Regions from separate parts of the Homo sapiens genome. Here regions 2 and 3 are each linked to region 1. The links are chromatin contacts, found by Hi-C or POLR2A ChIA-PET in ENCODE. All regions are on one chromosome and are shown on one strand. The core of a region is the stretch at or near the end of the contact, and the rest is flanking DNA. Distances in the headings are between cores, read along the strand shown. Region 1 holds the start of SLC35F6 (solute carrier family 35 member F6). Region 2 overlaps GAREM2 (GRB2 associated regulator of MAPK1 subtype 2). Region 3 holds the start of PPM1G (protein phosphatase, Mg2+/Mn2+ dependent 1G).

Region 1 (2,700 bases), core at 82-2,581:
AAGACTCCGTCTCAAAAAAAAACAAAAATCTCTATTAACATAGATAGATATTTTTCCCGTTTCCTGCCCCACCCTCTCCCCTCCTCCCGGCTTTGAGTTGTCCTACCTTTCTGGACCAAACCAATGTATTTCTTAAATGTATTTGATTGATGTCTCGTGTCTTTCTAAAATGCTGCGCCCCGACCACTTTGGGCACATGTTCTCAGGACCTCCTGAGGGCTGTGTCACGGGCCATGGTCACAAATATTTGGCTCAGAATAAATCCCTTCAAATATTTTAGAGTGTGACTCTTCGTCAACACCCTCTTCAAACAAACCTAGGGATGGTCTTTCTGCCTGGATGCCTCAGCTGCGACCAGAAAGTCCACAAAGGAGCAGTGAAGCAGGGCTTGGTGCAGAGGCCATGCGGAAGGCACGGATTTTTGGAGACTGGAGAACCCAAGCGCAAATCCCTACCCCACTGCTCACCAGCAGGTTCTTAAGCAAATCACTCTGCTTCGCTGAATTTACTGTCCTCAGCTATAAAATGGTGTCCTCGGCAACTGGAGCTAGATGCCTTCGCCACTTTGCTGAAAGATATGAACTGTGCCCAAGGTGGGCGGTATCAGATAGGAGCCCCGAAGTGGAAACGTCCAGCGTGGGAATCTCCTCTCTACAGGGTCCCCAAGGAACTCCCGGCAGGCCCACTTCAGGGCTCCTTTCTGACACCGCCCAGCTCAACCTCTCAAAACGATTCACAAAATGCTGTAATAGCCACGATGCACCCTCACTGCACTGTCCCATCCGCCCCTTTTACAAATAGGAAGACCCAAAGATAAAAATAAGAAACCAAGGCCAGGCGCGGTGGTTCACGCCTGTAATCCCAATACTTTGGGATGCGGAGGAGGGCGGATCACCTGAGGTCGGGAGTTCGAGACCAGCCTGGCCAACATGGTGAAGCCCTGTCTCTACTAAAAATACAAAAAATTAGCCGGGCGTGGTGAAGGGCGCCTGTAATCCGAGCTACTCGGGAGGCTGAAGCAGGAGAATCGCTTGAACCCAGGAGGCGGATATTGCAGTGAGCCGAGATCATGCCATTGCACTCCAGCCTGGGCGACAGAGTGAGACTCCTTCTCAAAAAAATAGAAAAAAGAAACCCAAAAAGGCGGGGGAGAGTGAGGAAGAAAAGAAAAAAAAAACTGGAAGGCCTGGGCCGTGATTTGCCAGGGCCACGGCGTGGCCACCAAAGCGCTCCAGGACGACTCGGCAGAGCGCGGGCACCGTGGCTCAGGCGCGCTCCCCGGGGGCGGGGCGAGCAGGAGGGGTCACGTGACGCCCGGCCCGGAAGCGCTCGCGCAGGAGACCCCGGGTGACGGGGCCCGGCGCCGCTAACTGGAGCGAACCCCAGCGTCCGCCGACATGGCCTGGACCAAGTACCAGCTGTTCCTGGCCGGGCTCATGCTTGTTACCGGCTCCATCAACACGCTCTCGGCAAAGTGAGTCTGGGCCCTGCCGGGCGTGCGGGCCCTGGCGACCCCGGCGCTCGTTCTACGCCTTCCCCCTTCTTGGCCCTGCCCTCCTGGCTTCCCCTGCTTTCCCACTTGCTCCGGTCAGTTCGCGCGCGTTATGACCACCCAAGGGATGCGAGGCCCGGGGAAATGCGGAGCGGGGCTGCGCCCCGGACGGGGGGATCCGAGCCCCGGCTTTGATTTGCTGTACAGCCTCCGCTCCTGTTTCCACGTCTTTTAACAGGAGGGTTGGCCGATTCCTTTCCACGGCCCTTCCAGTGCTGGCGTCCAAGCCTGAGCACCTCCCTCCACGAGCTGGGAGAGACCCCTGGACTTGTGCACATGAGCCGCAGTAGTGGCTGTGCAGGCCGAGTGACCCAGTGAGCGTGGAGGCCTCAAGCGGCAGACAGGGAGGTGCCCCACGGCCCCTCAAGGATGAGGGGTTAGAGCTGTGCTTTGAAGCTTAGGTGGGATTTCGGAATGTGTCTGAGACTGTAAGTCAAGGAAAGTCTACGGAAAGGCCAGATCAAAGTCGATTGTAACCAGCATCAAATGCCCAGGTTAGATTTTCTCTCATAATCAGAAAAGTGCTTTTGAGCTGGGGAATGACATGTTGAAAGTGATATGATTGACTCAATGACATGAGGAGTGGTTTGGTGCAGGAAAAACCACTCCAAGGCTGCTGCATAGCAGATGAGGGGAACTAGGAGGTGGCAGTGAGAAGAGAAAGGAAGGGACAACTGGTGGCAGAGACCAGGTGTGAATGGCCACAGGCCTGACCCACATGAGCAAGAAACAAGGATCACTCCAGGGTTTCTGCCTGGGAGAAGAAAAGTGCCATTAACTCAGACAGAGAGGGCAAGTGGCCAGTTCAGCTCTGATGTATGGGGGTGAGAGGGGGGACAGTTCCCAGGAGGTTAGGGACTAAGGACCCAGGCAGTCATGAGACTGAGGGACAGGGCCTAGCCTCCCCTCTGTTGTGGGCAGGATGGCATTTCTTTGTCTCTCTCTGTCTCCATCTCAGGGCAGGGCCTTCCTGCCCCTCCTTTTCTTGTTGCCCAGGCTGGAGTGCAATGGCACGATCCCATGTATAAGGTACCTACGGTGTGTAAGGGAAGGGGACAGAAGTGACCAAGAGGCGATCTCTGCCTTTGAGATGCTTGGAATCTGAGGTGGAGGAGACAGACGTGTACGCACACGACAGTCACAGTGTT
Region 2 (3,049 bases), core at 181-2,680, 580 kb before region 1:
AAACAAACAAACAAACAAAAACAACTAAAAGCAGTCCCTGCTATGTACAGATAGTGCTGTTCTGTTTACAAACCCTTTTCTTATCCATCAATTCATTTCTCTTCACTTAGCCTTGTTGGATGGGTAGGGCATTATGATCGCCCAAATGGTAAAGACAATGATGATAAAAGTCGCCATTTACTGCATACTTTAAAATATGTTGCTGATCCAAGTAGTGGGGAAGAAAAGAAAAATATGTCACTGCACAGTCTTTTTAATCCTACAGCAGTTCTTCGAAGTAAGAGTTATCAGATATGGTCGCTAAGGCGTGGAGGGGCAACTCATTTAAGGTGGCACAGCTGCTAGTGGTCTCTCCAGGATGAACGTGGATCTCCTGGCCTACCATCTAGTCCGAGCCCCGGGAGGGCGGAAGAGGAAGGCTGTTTTCCCTTTCCAGTCTCTGGGAGCTGGCCGTGTGGCTTTCCCTGGGACCTGGCTAAGGCCCTGCCCTGTCTCTGGGATCCCCAGGTGGTGTCGGGCGAGTTCAGCGAGGACAGCGAGGTGTACAACTTCACGCTGCATGCGGGCGACGAGCTCACTCTTATGGGCCAGGCGGAGATCCTGTGCGCCAAGACCACCAAGGAGCGCTCGCGCTTCACCACCCTCCTGCGAAAGCTGGGCCGGGCCGGGGCGCTGGCCGGGGTGGGCGGCGGCGGCCCAGCGAGCGCGGGGGCCGCGGGAGGCACTGGCGGCGGGGGCGCCAGGCCGGTCAAAGGCAAGATGCCCTGCCTCATCTGCATGAACCACCGCACCAACGAAAGCCTGAGCCTGCCCTTTCAGTGCCAGGGCCGCTTCAGCACTCGCAGCCCGCTGGAGCTGCAGATGCAAGAGGGCGAGCACACGGTGCGCGCCATCATCGAGCGCGTGAGGCTGCCGGTGAACGTGCTGGTGCCCAGCCGGCCGCCGCGCAACCCCTACGACCTGCACCCGGTGCGGGAGGGTCATTGCTACAAGCTGGTTAGCATCATCTCCAAGACGGTGGTGCTGGGGCTGGCGCTGCGCCGCGAGGGCCCGGCGCCGCTGCACTTCCTGCTGCTCACGGACACGCCGCGCTTCGCGCTGCCGCAGGGCCTGCTGGCCGGGGACCCGCGCGTCGAGCGCCTGGTGCGCGACAGCGCCTCCTACTGCCGCGAGCGCTTCGACCCCGACGAGTACTCCACGGCCGTGCGCGAGGCGCCAGCGGAGCTCGCCGAAGACTGCGCCAGCCCGCGCCGCGCGCGCCTCTGCCTGCCCGCGCCGCGCGCCCCCGGGCTCGCCCGCGCCCCCGGCCCGCTAGCGCCGGCTCCCGCCGGCGAGGGCGACCAGGAGTACGTGAGCCCCGACTGGGCAGCCGCGCCCGAGCCCGCCGCGCCGCCCGCCGAGATCCCCTACGAGGAGTTGTGGGCGCACCAGGGGCCCGAGGGCCTCGTCCGGCCGCCCCCAGGGCTCGATCTCATCTCCTTCGGGGCCGCGGGACCGCCGCGTCGGGAGCCGGAAGCGCCGCCGCCTCCAGTCCCTCCCAAATCCGAGGCGGTGAGTGAGCGCGCTGGGGGCCGAGTCCCGGGTCCAGCCAGGGCCCAAAGCCCGTTCTCCTGGGCCCCGGCCCCGGAGTATGTGGCAGACGAGGTGTCTTCCTCGGCGGGGTGGGGAAGGGGAGAAGGAAAGGGCAGAGGCATGCCAGGCAAAAGCATTTGTAGTAAGGGGCACTGGGGCGGGCGGTGGCGGGAGAGCTGTGGGACAGAGATGCGTGTAGGTCCCCAGCCTCAGAGGATTTGAGAGGAGCCCCGAAGCACTGTTACCCAGAAGGTACCACAGAACAGGGGTCCTTTAAGTTGTTGCGTGAAAAGAAGGTTCCTTGGCGAAGTAAGCTTAGAAATGCTGTGAATGATTCCCAGCCCTTTTTCCCTCCTCATATTGGAGTCACAGAGCATTGGTAGATTAAAGGCTCTGAGAAGTCCTGCACTAAGGAATCCTGTTTATCAGAACATTTTCTCCCTGCCCGTAACACCCGTCAGCATCCCATGGAGTCCTCTTTGGGGTACACGACTTGTAGGGAGGGATGCAGGTGGCAGACGCTTCCTTCCCTCTGTCCCTTCGGCTTTCCTTTGTCCTCTGCTTTCTCTCCTTTTCCTTGAGGAGGGAGCACGTCTGCTTAACCTGTTTTGATCTACCTTTGTGTTCTTTTTCTTAACATCCATGATGGATTTCCAAGGAACAGGAAGGAGGCTGTGGGACAGGGTGTGGGTGCGTGAGATAGGCTGGGAAGGCTAGGAAGGGTGGGGTGGCTGGCTGACTGGATGAGCAGTTGGGGTGCAAGGCAGCCTATTGGCAAAGTGGGGCAAATGTCAGGCCCAGACAGCCCCCTCGCCCAGCTGCTTGGGAAGGGGAAGATAAGGAGTGCCAGCTGTTTGGAGTCGAGGTGGAGTCACCGCCCTCTGCTTGTAGGTGAAGGAGGAGTGCCGCCTGCTCAATGCCCCTCCAGTGCCTCCCCGGGGTGGCAATGGCAGCGGCCGGCTCTCCAGCAGCCCCCCGGTTCCCCCTCGCTTCCCCAAGCTGCAGCCGGTACATTCCCCCAGCTCCAGCCTCTCCTACTACTCCTCTGGCCTCCAGGATGGGTGAGTCCCTGCCTTCCCTTGGTCCTGAGTTCTAAGGTAGATCAAGGCAGGGAAGGGTGAGGAGGGGGAACTACAGTGCTGAGGAAGAGGAAGTCTTGAGGCCTGGGAGATTCCCGAGGGTGCAGCTCCCTGTGCAGTGGCTCAGGGATTGGCACTGCTGTCTGGGTGTCTTGGGGCCTGGGGCCCAGTGGCCTGTTCTGCCCACTTCAGCTTCTTTCTCTCTTAAATGTTGAGGAACGGATGGGAGCATTGCCCTGGTCCCCTCAAGGTGGGGACTTTGCTGCAGGATAGAGAGAAGAGAGCTCCTTGCTGTTTTGAAATTTTGATTAAGTTCAGGCCAGGTGCGGTGGCTGATGCCGGTAATCCCAGCACTTTGGGAGGCCGAGTTGGGTGAATCACTTGAGGTCAGGAGTTCA
Region 3 (2,703 bases), core at 202-2,701, 650 kb after region 1:
AGGTCAGTTATGAATATAAAATTTGAATCGGAAAACAAAACATTTAAGTTCATACTGTCATTCCAGAGCTAACCACAGGGAGGAGCGAGGGATCTGAAACAATTCCCAAGGGAGACAGTATTTCGCTGTTACCTGAAGCCCACCCGGTAGGTGGAGAAACCCTCAATACCAGACAGAGTATTTCCCTGGCCCTTTTGCCTAGACTTCAGAATGCTCTTCACAAAGCCACGGTTAACCCGTCTTCCTCCCTTTCCTCCCTACCGCAGTTTTCCCTCTTCTCTTTTGTAGTTTCACATCAAGTTTTACCTAATACTACTACTTTCCCCCCAATATTTTTCTTTTCCCCTTTTGTCCAGAGTAAAATTTTCTAGAAAAGCCCTTTGTAGGTAGGTTGTGATGAAAAAAATTGATGAAATGACTTACAATCAAAGAAACTATAAACTACAATTACAGGCAAATGAGAATTACTGATTAAGTTTTAGAGAAATCCTAAGAGAGAAAGAAAACGAAGCATAATAAAAAGGAAAACCTAGGGACTGACATAATTCAAGTTTTCCGAAGTTAGTAAAAGGCCCTGAAAAGAGTGCAAATGAGTGACAACTCCTGGAGGTCGGGTCCAGCCTCTGAAATTAACATGCAAGAGCCCAAGGCCAGGCAACCAAAATGTGAAACAGACTCTGCCCGGGGTTCCTTTCACTGTCAAACTCCTAGCCAAAAGAGGCTTCCCACATCAGATATTTTAAATATTAAAATTTAAAAAGTTATTCACATCTATTCACCTCTCCCTTGAAAAACAAATGAATAAATAGCCCCTATTTGCGTCTTTACTCCCACACTAAACCTCACACCGTTGATGAGCCTGGAGGGCTAGGTTGGCACGAGAGGATGGCGCCAAAGCTCGGGGAGAGGGCGGTCAGTGGGCGGAAGGTGCCTCTTCCCACATGGCCGAGCCCTCGCCGCCACTGGCCACCGGCACACGGTCCCCAAGCATCGGGAGCTCCCTCTCGGCCCTGACCCCGCGGTCTCTGTCGCCCCGCAAACGGCCGCTGCGGCCGCAGGCTCCCAATTGGGACCCTTCCCAGGGGAGGACCCCATCCCCCGCTCTCTTTCTCCGTCAGATTCCCGCCCCGCAGCGGCCAGCCTATGGGCCCCTGCCTCCTCACCTCCATGGAGACGCGCCAGCCTTGCATGGCGGAGAAGCCGTAGGGCAGCGGCAGGCGCGGGGCGCCGACCCCGTCCCCGGAGCACTTCACCGTGTTGGGCTGGGAGAGGTAGGCACCCATGGCGGCGGCTGGCCGGCGGCCTCAGGTGCAGGAAAGCTGGGCGCGACCCGTGCCGGAGCCGAAGCCCCGGGGGTGCGCGCGGCAGGAGCAGGCCCCGCGGCGCGACCGACGCAAGGTGCCGGTGAAAGGCGCGAGGCCGGCCAGGAGGCGGTAACGGGACGGGAGCTGTGAGGGAGCGGAAGCGGAAACGGCGCCGCTCCAGACCCCGCCCGGCCTGCGCGGCGGGGCCAGGCGCTGCGGGCAGTCATTTCCTTAGCAACTCGCCCCGCCCGCAGGGACAACGGCCCGCCCAACGGCCGCTCCCGCGAGACTAGCGCGACCACGCCCACCAACGGCCGCCGTCCTACTCCGCTTCCTCGCGCAGGTGGCAGGTCGCCTCTGGCAGAACCTCTTCCTTCGTTCCCAGTCCCCAGCCTCTTGGCGTTTTGTCTGACGCCTCTTTTGTGTCGGACTCGACGCTTTCAGCCCGTCCTCCAGTGTTTTCATCCCCCTCTCCCCAACGTTGCACTCTCAGACTCCGCAAACCCCGCCCGATTTGGTTCAATTAAAGTTGACCAGTATTTGTTCCGAGCTTAGGAAGTACTTGGCCAGGCCATGCGAGGCCTATATGAGAAGAATGTGAGTCTTTTCTGAAAGCGAAGACCTCGATCTGTGATATAATTCGAGTTAATACAATGTAGAAATGTTTGGTACAGCCTATTCTGGGTGGGAAAAGCTCAAGGATGGGAGGAGGAGCTGTTTCTTGGAGGATTGAAAGGATGTAGGCTCTCAGAGAGGATGCCTCTGGATTGCATTATGCCACAGGAAAAGGGAATAATGTTATAAGGTTTGGAGGAGTGAGGGAAGAATGTGAACTGCATTTGGGGAGGATTTCTGAGGAAGCTGGCTGGACTCGGAGAATGATTGTAAGTGGTAATATTAACTAGCTAGCTTGATAAAAAGAAGCGCCAAGATGAGTGACTTGGACTTCATTGTCGTCCTGGTGTAACCTTTGGCATCGTTTGTCTAGTCTTTGTATGCAGTGTACATTGGAGGGAGAGAGTCTGGGGCACTGTTGTGTTGTTGTTTTTTGTTTGTTTTTGAGACAGAGTCTCGCTCTGTCGCCCAGGCTACAAGCTCCGCCTCCCGGGTTCACGCCATTCTCCTGCCTCAGCCTCCCGAGTAGCTGGGACTACAGGCGCCCGCCACCACGCCTGGCTAATTTTTTGTATTTTTAGTAGAGACGAGGTTTCACCGTGTTAGCCAGGATGGTCTCCATCTCCTGACCTCGTGATCCGCCCGCCTCGGCCTCCCAAAGTGTTGGGATTACAGGCGTGAGCCACCGCACCCCGCCTACTATTGTTTTTTTTTTAAGACAGAGTTTCGCTCTTGTTGCCCAGGCTGCAGTGCAGTGGCGCTATCTTGGCTCACTGCAACCTCC

The links. A loop is a pair of places that touch in the nucleus more often than their neighbours do. ChIA-PET counts read pairs that join two places held with the same protein, here RNA polymerase II (POLR2A). Pooled maps may share reads with other maps.
Region 2: a loop to region 1 is called in a map of naive thymus-derived CD4-positive, alpha-beta T cell, with 5 times the contacts of the local background. The contact joins the enhancer-like site here to the promoter of SLC35F6 in region 1. A Hi-C loop is called at or near these places in 1 of 168 maps with a recorded cell type or tissue (naive thymus-derived CD4-positive, alpha-beta T cell) and 4 of 50 pooled maps.
Region 3: a pooled map shows a loop between it and region 1 (5-fold over the local background). The contact joins the promoter of PPM1G here to the promoter of SLC35F6 in region 1. A Hi-C loop is called at or near these places in 2 of 50 pooled maps. POLR2A ChIA-PET finds 5 or more read pairs at or near these places in 2 of 52 experiments (CD4-positive, alpha-beta T cell and activated naive CD4-positive, alpha-beta T cell).

What each region holds. Positions count from the first base shown.
Region 1 is chr2:26,762,953-26,765,652 of GRCh38, forward strand. It overlaps SLC35F6 (solute carrier family 35 member F6), which reads left to right and starts at 1,332. Exons shown (of 6, transcript NM_017877.4): 1 at 1,332-1,474. The coding sequence starts at 1,398. RefSeq lists an enhancer at 989-1,188 and a silencer at 1,199-1,508.
Region 2 is chr2:26,183,726-26,186,774 of GRCh38, forward strand. GAREM2 (GRB2 associated regulator of MAPK1 subtype 2) reads left to right here. Exons shown (of 6, transcript NM_001168241.2): 4 at 508-1,551; 5 at 2,464-2,633. Among named protein-coding and RNA genes, the nearest start is that of GAREM2, 12 kb to the left of the region's middle. RefSeq lists a silencer at 1,077-1,316. Within about 2 kb of position 1,431, at least 11 of the 41 ENCODE cell types and tissues checked have a DNase peak (open chromatin) inside an H3K27ac peak, as active enhancers do.
Region 3 is chr2:27,408,140-27,410,842 of GRCh38, forward strand. PPM1G (protein phosphatase, Mg2+/Mn2+ dependent 1G) reads right to left here and starts at 1,452. Exons shown (of 10, transcript NM_177983.3): 1 at 1,164-1,452. The coding sequence starts at 1,283. RefSeq lists silencers at 933-1,012, 1,033-1,082, 1,153-1,342, 1,433-1,622.